Regions from separate parts of the Homo sapiens genome. Here region 1 is linked to region 2. A link is a contact called in ENCODE Hi-C or POLR2A ChIA-PET data. All regions are on one chromosome and are shown on one strand. The core of a region is the stretch at or near the end of the contact, and the rest is flanking DNA. Distances in the headings are between cores, read along the strand shown. Region 1 holds the start of FKTN-AS1 (FKTN antisense RNA 1). Region 2 overlaps FSD1L (fibronectin type III and SPRY domain containing 1 like).

Region 1 (5,474 bases), core at 2,648-5,147, 48 kb before region 2:
GTTAAGTAAGCTGTTTCTTTACTGCAGTAGCACAGTCTCAGTGAACTGGTTTCGTTTGTGCAGCGCACAGGAAGAATCCTTCAGGCAATTCATTAAAACAGAACTGACATTCAAATATGCTCTGAACAAAATAAAACAGGAGGCTGAACTACAGAGGAAAGAGAGTAGTGTAATTAGGAAAAGGTATAGTTAGAGAGATGATGTAGCAGATTGGCAGGCATAAAGAGAAAATGCGTCTGAAAATGAATTCAGAGGTCAGACCAAAAAAAAAAAAAAATCGACATTTTTCAGCTGTTCTCAAAAGCCAAAAATATCCCAGTAGCAACAGCTACTATCAAATCTTCCCTAAATACTGTTGGTCTTTCTTATTGTCCATTTCTTTTCCTTTGACTGCTAACTTTTCACAACTGTCAGCAGCTTGGAAGTAAACATTAGACTGCAAAGGGTTAAGAAGTTTCTTTACCTGCTTACCATTCATGCACTTAATCCTTTGCAATATAACTTCTACCTACACATGCTGTTACTTGAAGATAAAAAGCTAATGAAATTTAGTTTCTCCAGTAGATGCTCCAGAAAAATCATAAATACATAGTTACTCCTTTCTGAATGACTATGGTGTAAGAGGGTTTTGGAAAGATAGTGGCTGAAATGAAAGATATAGATAAGACAGGTTAGCAGGAAGGAAGGTGAAGACAGCAAGGATTGTCTTTGGGTTGGGAGGAGTGTAGGTGCTTTTATTTTTTTTCCTTATTTATCTTACGTGAACATCAATTGATTTTGTAGTAAGAAAAAAACTAAGTTTTTTTTAAAACTTTAAAAATTCTCCTCTCATCCTAAATGAAATGACAAATATTCATTTACTAGAGCCCACATGTAATTATGTTAATGTCTCCCCATTTTTGAAGTAACACAAGTTTTTATTTTTTTAAGAAATGGAGTCTTGCTCTGTCACCCAGGCTGGAGTGCAGTGTCACAATCATAGCTCACTGCTGCCTCAAACTGCTAGGCACAAGCAATCCTCCCACCTCAGCCTCTTGGGCACCTGGAATGATTATAGGCATGAGACACTGTCCGGCTCCCAAAGTTTGTTTTTTGTTTTGTTTTTTTTTTTGTTTTTTGAGACGGATTCTTGCTCTGTTGCCAGGCTGGAGTGCAGTGGCACAATCTCAGCTCACTGCAACCTCCGCTCCCAGGTTCAAGTGATTCTCCTACCTCAGCCTCCCGAGTAGCTGGGACTACAGGCATGTGCCACCAAGCCTAGCTAATTTTTGTATTTTCAGTAGAGACAGGGTTTCATCAGGCTGGCCAGGATGGTCTTGATCTCTTGACCTCGTGATCCATCCACCTTGGCCTCCCAAAGTGCTGAGATTACAGACGTGAGCCACCGTGCCTGGCCCCCAAATTATTTTTAAGTGGCTCCCTCAAGAATGCAAGTACTTAATTGCTTGGTTCTGGACACTTGGGTATTTATCTTAATAAAATCATACAGCAAATAGAATCAAACACAGGGCTTAGAGTGTGACATGTACTTAGTGCAACACTTAAATTGTGAATGTATGTACATATGTAAAATCTGGATGAATGTTCCCAAAAATATTAATAATGGTTATCTCTGGGTAGGGAGAATTAGGAGTGATTTTTACATGGTTCTTTACACTTTTCTATATTGTTCCAATATTTGTATAAGCATATATTATTTTCATAAGAAGTAAAATTATTTTATCCTAGGAGAAACAGATGATGGGTAGTGGTAGTGGCTTAATAACGGCCATATTTGCTAAACAGGATCTAGATTCTTGTCACTTAAAAGTATGGTCCTAAGAACATCAGTATCACATTGGAGCTTGTTAGTAATACAGAATTTTCAGCCCCCACCTACTGATTCATAATCTACATTTTAATAAAATCCTCAGATGATTCATATGTACATTAAAATTTGAAAAGCACTGATGTAGATGCTAAGGGCTTTACATGCAGGGAGGATAAGAACAATGTCTACCTTGCTCGTCGTTATATCCCTAGAACCAGCAGTGCTTGAAACATATAAATATTTGTTGAATAAATAAATATGTAAATGATACCACTTCTGGGTAGACAATTAGGCAGTGGAGATTATATCTATTTGAATTATTTATTTTCTGCCAGAATTCCCAGAAGTAGGTGCTTATTATTTGCTGTAAATGCTGTTAAATTAGCTTAATAACAACACTGGGCCCCTGAGAATCTACAACTATATGTAACTTTTTTAAAAAGAACTCCTTCCTTGCTCTTAGCTCTGAGATCCACATGCCTCCTTCAATAATTTCTCCAACCTCCTCTCTGTGGGTATGGCCTATAGTTACTCTCTCTACAATCTCTCCCTGAAACCAAATCCATTCTCAAGATTTTAACTACCACCTGTGAGAGAAAACACTATTTAAATTACAGTCCATGCACTCTATCTGCCTATATTTTCAACTCTATTTCCTGCACCTCACCTCAAATTTAACATGTTCAAAATTAACTTTTTTTTTTTTTTGAGACAGAGTTTCGCTCTTGTTGCCCAGGCCGGAGTGCAGTGGCCTGATCTTGGCTCACTGCAACCTCTGCCTCCCAAGTTCAAGCGATTCTCCTGCCTCAGCCTCAGGAGTAGCTGGGATTACAGGCGCCCGCCACCACACCCGGCTAATTTGTTGTATTTTTAGTAGAGATAGGGTTTCACCATGTTGGCCAGGCTGGTTTCGAACTCCTTGGCCTCAGGTGATCCACCCGCCTCAGCCTCCCAAAGTGCTGGGATTACAGGCGTGAGCCACCGCGTCCAGCCCCAAAATTAACAATTTTATTCTCTGTCAACTATCGTCCTCTCCCAGTCCAGAAGAAAGTAACTAGCTCTCCATCCTCACAGTCTCTAGTTTTACAGGCTTTAGAGAAGAGAGATCAGCTGGCCCAACATCACCTTATGGAGAATAGGCTCTAGAAGAATTAAATGACAGCCAAGAGGCTAGTTATTGGCAACCTCAGCACTCTACGATCTAAATCACTTTATTCCCAGTACACTATTGCATGCTGGAATTCAACAGAATTCCCATTTTTGCCAACAGCACTTAAACTTACTTTTTAGAAACGCAGGTTAAAAATATCATCACCCAGATCCAAGAAATCAAGTCCTGCGTATTGTTCTTTCGGCATTTCCCCGGTTCCTTTCTTCTTCCTTGTCAGAACACCCTGCACTTCCTTTCCACTAAGAGTTCTTTCACCGTTCAATGCCAGCCTTCCCAAATCCTCTACCCTCACTAAACTTATGTCCACAAATAGAATCGCTAAAATATAAATGCTTATTCCTGCATTTGATATCTTTGTCCATGGCCCAACAGAGATGGTTTCCAATCGTTCAAACCCTATTTATCCTCAGAGTCTAGCTCAAACACAGCCTTTTCTACTGGGCTTCCATCTGCCCAATTTCTAATATACTGCTCTATCATTCACTTTGTCATTTGTTCACAGCTTGATTTTTACCGACTGGAAACGTGCTATCTTCAAAAGCATAAAGAATCTGATATATCATCTAGGTCCTTTTTTTTTTTTTTCCACATCTGACAAAACTGAAGCCAAGAGAAATGTGGCTTACCTCATGTTAAATGAGAAATTGTAAATTTCAGGCCGGGCGCGGTGGCTCACGGCTGTAATCTCAGCACTTTGAGAGGCCAACGCGGGCGGATAACCTGAGGTCAGGGGTCACTACCCTAACCCGGCTACTACAAGAGTCTCGATCGTCCTCCAACCTTTCATCTGTCCCAGGATTAAGATTTCACCTGATGACACGCCCAGAAGTGCGGGAAGGACTGGCCAAGTGGAAGTCTACCACGCGATGCTCGTGGACTGACTGAGGAGTACCCAGCCCGGAGCGCGCTCAGCCTGTGGCCGGCCTCCTCACCAAGGGGTAGGCAGGTGCCCAGAATGCTGGAGGATGCCCGGTAAGGGCACCCGAGTCGCCAGCGGTACCTGTCTGAAGGCGCCCACCCATCCCCGGGTACCGACCTGAGCCTCCCGTACCTTACCTCACTCAACAGCAGGCTGCAGCCGCTCCGCTTTACGGCACTCACAGCAACCGCCGCAAAAGCCGCCGTCAAGTGCTGAGCGGCGGAGGCTGGCTTGGTTCCTGCTGGGACGTTCCCACGGTCCAGCCCCAGCCTCGGCTTTCCTGTGACTCTTGTCGCATCCTCACCGCCAGAAGTTCACTGAGCCCTGGCGATTCCTCGCTTTTATAATCTAGCCACTTAGCCAAAGCCCTTTTTTATCTCTTGCCTAATTGACAACTACAGCAGCGCACTGAGGCAATCTGAGAGTTTAAGTTCTGAAACGCTTTCGACAGCGGAAGATGAACTGGAGGCAGCAGCTGAGCCGTTTTCCAAGCCCGTTAAATGTGAACTTCTGATAAACGAGTGGTTTTTTTAGTGCGTGTGCTTTGCTAGAGGGATTCAGCATAACTCCCTGAAGTTTGGTTTGGATACAATTAGTAGAGCTAGGGGATAGAGTGGAAAATAGCAGCTGCGTTCACTATTCCTCATGAAGTTGAGGTGCCTTTATGACATTCAAGATTTAGCGACCTGTTGCCCTCCAGTTTAAGGCTGGATACAATTTTGTACCTGATTAACTTTTTTCTTTTCTTTTTTTGTAGAGACGTTGGGGGCTAGCAGGGCGGGGTGTGGCGGGGGTGGGGGGGAGGGCGTCCTCACCATCTTGCCCAGGCTGGTCTCGAACTCTTGGCCTCAAGCGATCCTCTCACTTTGGTTCTTTTAACGGTGTAATCCAAAAGGTGGTTGTTAAGGCTCAGATATTAATCTTCTTATAAATTTTTGAAAACCATAATTCACTAAACCAGTTACTGTAATTATAATTTATTTCTACAAAACGGAAAATACTCCCATCATATATTTGTTTTCTAAGCTTTGTTTTTAATTCTATCAGTACAGAAAGAAAAGGAAGAAAAAATCTTCCTCACTTCCTACAGGTTATGACATTTACCAACTTTTTGTTTTTCCTTCCAGAAATTTCCTATGCACATACAAGCTTACTGTTGAAGTCCTCTCATCCAATGCACTCAGAACGGGTAGGTACTCAGTAGGTTAATAAAAAAAAGTGGAAGGTTACACCAAGAGGAAGTAAGTTATCAAAGCTTAATGGCATCATTAACACAGGTGCTAACGTGATGGGACATGGGAAAACTTGAGCATCACATACTTGCTATTGATTGAAACACATCAAATATAAAAATTCTTGAGTTTATAATGACTCCTTAAAAAATAAAATTCAGTCGTGATTGAAGATTGCCAAGTTGAAGATTAAATATTCTAAAACTTGATAAGGGAAAACATCAAGCATTTATCCTGCCTTTCTTGTATGAATTGAATTTTAGTGTAACCAAAGTACTTATAAGAGTTCCAGCTAATAAATGGAGGATGATAAAACAATCACGATTTTGTAACTCCTAATAA
Region 2 (5,409 bases), core at 2,846-5,345:
AAGTACATAAACTGAAAATAAGAGGAAGATAATTTTGAAAAGAGAACACATTCTGGTTTCCAGTAAAGATATGTAGTATCTTCAAATAAGCACATTATTACTCATGCAAATTGAAACCATTCATCTTTCTGGAACTGTCTTGATAATTTTAGCAATGGCCTTTATTTTTTATCCTTGTTGCTCCTGAAACTGCCTAATTATTATAAAACAGAGAACTCTTCAAACCTGCTGTGTGTCAAATACAAATAAAAGCGAAGCTATAATGTTAGACTAACGAATATTATTCAGTACAACAAGAAAGATGCCAGGTATGAGTAAAAGCAGAAAAATAAATCAGATAAGGGAAAAAAATTCAAGAAAGACTTTAAAGCAGAGCTTATTTTGTTACCATATACAATATAATCCAAATAATATGCAGCACACTACAATGTAAATTCAAAACATAAGCTACCAATACAGTCTACACAGAGCAGTATTTTAGCTTATGAAGGCTGCCGCAATGGCTTCTGCTTATTGGTTAAAAGATAAAATTAAAGTTTTTTTAATCAGCCAAGCTAGATTTTACTAAGTCCTAGAACTAGACAGACATAGATCATCACCTTGTATGTTTCTTCAGTGAAGTAACATGGACACTGTCAGATAAAAACAGGCAACTGTTAAGAAACTGTTTTACAACTTAAATTTAACAGCTTATAATGAAATCAGATTAAAGGCCTGCTGAGGAATTTTTGGGGATTCATTACTGTAACTCACAATGGCATTTATCTTCAGTTTGAGCAAAAATTTCTTCTATTAAAAAAGAAAGAGGATCCCATGTTTTGACTTTATTTAAATAAGTTAGTTATGACAGTAACAAAAGGTCCTTGAACCTGCCTCTTAGGTTCATTGTGTTGCTGATCAGAGGCAAGACCCTAGGGTTGTACCTATTAAACGCTGTCATTTAGTGCAGACCAGACCTGCAGGTAAGATAGGTGATCTATAAGTCTAAAATTCAGGAATTATACTAGAAACTTCTTCTAAGCAATTCAAGTTGCTGTATATATAACTTTAAAGAAATGGAATACTGAAATGAAAATGTGTAAGAGGATTAGGGATGAAACTAAAAAAAAGTAATAAAAAATGTTAATGACCTATTAAACTACTGACAAATAGTATTATATTCTTCACTTTGGTGCTACTAATATACTGTAACTCTCATAGGTATATTGACTAAGAATTTCAATAAAAGTTATTGTTAAATAAGAACCAGTGTACAAGCATTTGTCCATATGGCAGATTTAATGGTCTAGCTTACCTGCCCTTGTTCTCTTTTCCTTTAATTTTACTTTCTTGACCTTTTCCTCCAGTAGGATCCCACTCTACACATGTATCTTCAACTTTCAGGTTCAAATGGGATGAGGAGTTATCCAAATTGAAGTTAAGTGCTATTCAAGATAATATTTAAATATATTTTTAAAATATAGCATATCTCCACTTTCTGAAACACAGCTATCACCACATTATTTTCCTACTCAATCAATTCAATACTGAATACAGAAAATAAAGTTCAAATTCATAATCCTAGCACTTAAAGTTCTCAATAATCAGGCTATAATTTATAATTCTTATCTGATTTCCCATTATTCTTCTCTATATATCCTATACACCAACCAAATACAATGTACTTGCATGGTCACTGACATTTCTCCTGTTCATTCTACTAAAATCTCAATGAGTACACAGTAACCTAAATTTCCTGTTATTAGGATATCAGTTGACTGTTATGACTAAATAGGAAGGGGAACTGGAAGAATTAAGGAGAAGGATAAAATTACATAGTGTAAAAAATTATAGAACCTGGCATACACATTTTCTCTGATACTCTAATATTTAATAATTTCATACCTACACTGTCAGTTTCAAAGTAAGGCAAACATAGAGAAACTGAGGCCGTGATGGCAGAACAAGGAAACTGGCCCAGCTGATAGATAATTTACATGACGAAGAGTACAGAGGGAAAAGAACCACATAAATTTAAAAAAAAACCATAAAACTATGACTTCCAGATTATTTAATATTTTGAGGAATTAACTATACTTTTCACAAGACTTACTCAGAACTGCTTTAGGAATTTAGGAAATCAGTGAAGCAAGGTATAAGCTTCTTTCCTTGGAAACTGAGGGTAAATCATTAGAATGTACTGATTCATGGCTAATCACACCATTCCTTTTATCTTAAAATATAACTCTCGGAATCTCTATCTTGCAAGGTATCAGCTATTACACAGTTACTAACTAATCTGCCTGTTAGTTCTATTTCCCTCCAAAGGTTCAAACTTCTAGTATATATTAAGAAATACAGTATCCCTTTACAGAACCCTATTTCACTTATGGATATTACTTAATTTAGCTAAGGCTTCAGTGTGTCTGTGAACTATGACTCTCTATAGGTTTATTTTGTTTGATGATACATAACTGTTTACCTAATGAATCAATAATCCTTTTATCCCCTACTGTTCTGTAAAGAGCACTTTAATTTCAACTATGCATTGGAGCTATTGTTCATTGTTTTTTATTTATGAAACAACATTCTGAATACAAATCTACTGACCACAGAGCTTCCAGTAAATGTCATACAGTACAAGGAAGTTCACAGCTTTCAACATCTGCATTTAAACAGAAATGAACTTACAGAAAAAAGAGATAATGCAGCAATCATGCAGCTTTTTAGTAAAAACAGAAATAGAATTCCTTAATAGACAGGTTACCAAAAGGTTAGGATTAAGTAAAACTTATACCCTGCATTTCCAAGAATGAACTGCCTTAATAAAGTTAACATCTATATGTGAGCTACTAGGTAATGCATGTGAGAGCTTCTACATTTTTGAGAAAGAATATTGGATTTAACTCTAAGGTGCCACCAATTCTCAACTGCTTGCTAAAATCCTAAGGCTGTTTTTTTAAAAAAGGAAGAAATCCTAAGGCTGTCCCCTAATGTTTGTTATGCTGGAGAGAAGGGCCACCAGCAATACTGGTGTCAAAGGTGGCAAAAAAAAAAAATAGATAGTACCATTGAAAACCACTTAAGACCATACTTATTAAATACTGCAGCATCCAAACAAAAAGGCATGGATTTCAAGCCTAAGGAGTGTCATTTTCGTATCTCTCTTTCTTTGTGGACACTACCCCTTATGGACCTCAGTTAAGTTATAGAGCTCCTCTAATGTAACAGAGATAATACTCTATAGTTAAAAAAAAAAAAAAGACTAGCCTCAAAAGTGAGGTCCTATCTCTTGTATAAGTCCTATAATATAACTAGATACTGGTTCCCGTATCTTTAATAGTCTGTGAAAACAAAGTACCAAAAATCAGAGTACAGATATGTTTCATATGTTTAACTTGTGCGAGTGGCTGCTTTCTTGGTACTATAAAATTATATCATAGCTGCTATCAATTAAAGTTGGAGAATAATTTGTGATTTAGTAATTTAATATCATTTACCTTCACAAGAAAATAACTAATAATATACTCTAAATATTCTGGTGATAAGAACTTATATTACTCATGACTTCTGAGAATTTCAATGCCAGAAGAAATAGTGCTTCATATGTTGGAGGGCAGAAGTAAACAATGTTCACTATTTTCCATATCAAGAACCTTAAGTGGAAGTATATGAAATTTTGGTAGGCTCAACTACTCAATCTCCACCTTTCTTCCTTTCTCTCCAGTTTTTTGTCCATACCCTAATTTCTACTGGTTGGTTGAAAAAGGCTGCAACAAGCCAAATAAATTGGTAAACAACTGTTCAGTGTGTCATTGGTAAAAATGTGGACTTTTCCTCTGCAGCTCTTACTCTCATTAGTAGCCCCACTAATGCTATGGAATAACCCTAGAAAATCTGTGACTCATGGCCATGTAGGAGTCTAACTTTATTCTGGAACTCCCTGAAGGTCAGAATCACTGTTTTGTGGGTCTCAGAGTTGAGTTTCAGTCTATTCCTACCGCAGAGGGTTTACTCAACAGTGAAGAAGTGCTGAAAAGGCCTAGAATCAACTTAGTTTCTCTCTACAAACCCCATGATTAAGAGTTTGACCAGTAACATCCAATCACTGCTAATAGGAGCAGCCAGCCCAGCTGGAAGAAAACCACAAGCCAGTGATTCATTTTCCTGTATCTATGAAATTTGCATAGAAATTATAATTCACCACATTTAGGTCCAACTTTGGTCATTAAATATGAACAGTAAATGAAAAGAAACAAAAGAAATTTTAAAAATATGATGCTCTTGAGGAAGAATAATAGTAATGAATTTTACTTGATGGGCTAAAAACAGTTCAAGTTATATAGAAAAGATTATCTGCCTACATATGACTATTATTTTAAAATGGTAAAAACCTCTACAGAAACCACAATAACATCTCAGTTTGATAACATGTAATACAGAGTTAACTGCATTCCTTGGCTAAGTTACCTATAGTTCTCAAATAGAAACATCTGCTAATCCAAACAAATTACTTCAAGATAGACTTTATTTCAGACCTTTGTGATGCAAACATTTTTCTGAGTTTGTCTCATCAATAACTTATAGGCCTTATATTTTGTTTTATTATATGATTTTTTTTGTCATCCTCCAAATCCAATCAAATTTCTGGCAGGTAAACCTATTCAAATGCTATATGAACTAGAGGTCAGTGGAATGCCTTAAGTCCCAAGTGCCTACAAGAATGTGTAGAGTCTGGTTCTGGAATTAAACCCAGTCAATAACCATCTCACAACTAGGAAAGTCTCCAGCATTATAACCTTCAAATTGGTAAATATCTAAAAAATCCTCTGTATTCAAGTCTGCTACTCTAGGGAGTTTTCATTAAACCCCAATTGCTTTCAGAGACTAGAAGAACCTAGGTTCCAGGCTCATAGTAAGGGCTGGCACAAAACTCAGAAGTGGATTCTTATTCACACCTTTCCAAACTAGGTCTAGGGATCATGGGAAAGTCATTTAATATATGAAAACTCTATTTTTTCATCTGCAATATGGGTATCAATAATATCTAGCATATTGATCTCTCAAGATGACTTTAATTATCTAATAAAGAATTGAAAGTGTTTTGTAACCATTAATAAACTATATAAACGTTAACTGTTGCAATAAGATACAGGAAAACAGAGAGGACCTGAACTAAACAGATACTTCCCCAATATTGATTCATAATCCATTCTATGGGAAAACTCTGGGCAAATCTCAGTGATACTTACCTATTTATAACAAGATTGAAATTTATAAATTAAGCATCTCCCAGAGAATACAATACCATCATCTCAGTCTATTTTATCTGTATAAATAAAATCATATAAGAAAACCCAATGAAAACCACTACTGTAGTCCTATTTTCCCTTAAAATTCTTACTGTTGAGAAAGCTAGGCTAGGAGAAG

The links. Hi-C counts contacts between places; a loop is a spot of excess contacts on that map. ChIA-PET counts read pairs that join two places held with the same protein, here RNA polymerase II (POLR2A). Pooled maps may share reads with other maps.
Region 1: a map of A673 shows a loop between it and region 2 (4-fold over the local background). The contact joins the promoter of FKTN-AS1 here to the enhancer-like site in region 2. A Hi-C loop is called at or near these places in 1 of 168 maps with a recorded cell type or tissue (A673), 11 of 37 single-sample maps with no recorded cell type and 6 of 50 pooled maps. POLR2A ChIA-PET finds 5 or more read pairs at or near these places in 3 of 52 experiments (GM12878, activated T-cell and naive thymus-derived CD4-positive, alpha-beta T cell).

What each region holds. Positions count from the first base shown.
Region 1 is chr9:105,556,729-105,562,202 of GRCh38, reverse strand. FKTN-AS1 (FKTN antisense RNA 1) reads left to right here and starts at 3,897. Exons shown (of 3, transcript NR_184141.1): 1 at 3,897-4,433; 2 at 5,028-5,089. It overlaps FKTN (fukutin), which reads right to left and starts at 4,072. Exons shown (of 11, transcript NM_001079802.2): 1 at 4,038-4,072. RefSeq lists enhancers at 3,812-4,001, 4,162-4,211.
Region 2 is chr9:105,508,822-105,514,230 of GRCh38, reverse strand. It overlaps FSD1L (fibronectin type III and SPRY domain containing 1 like), which reads right to left. Exons shown (of 14, transcript NM_001145313.3): 10 at 1,295-1,424. Among named protein-coding and RNA genes, the nearest start is that of FKTN, 47 kb to the left of the region's middle. Within about 2 kb of position 4,095, at least 3 of the 41 ENCODE cell types and tissues checked have a DNase peak (open chromatin) inside an H3K27ac peak, as active enhancers do; they include GM12878, where a contact is called at or near this core.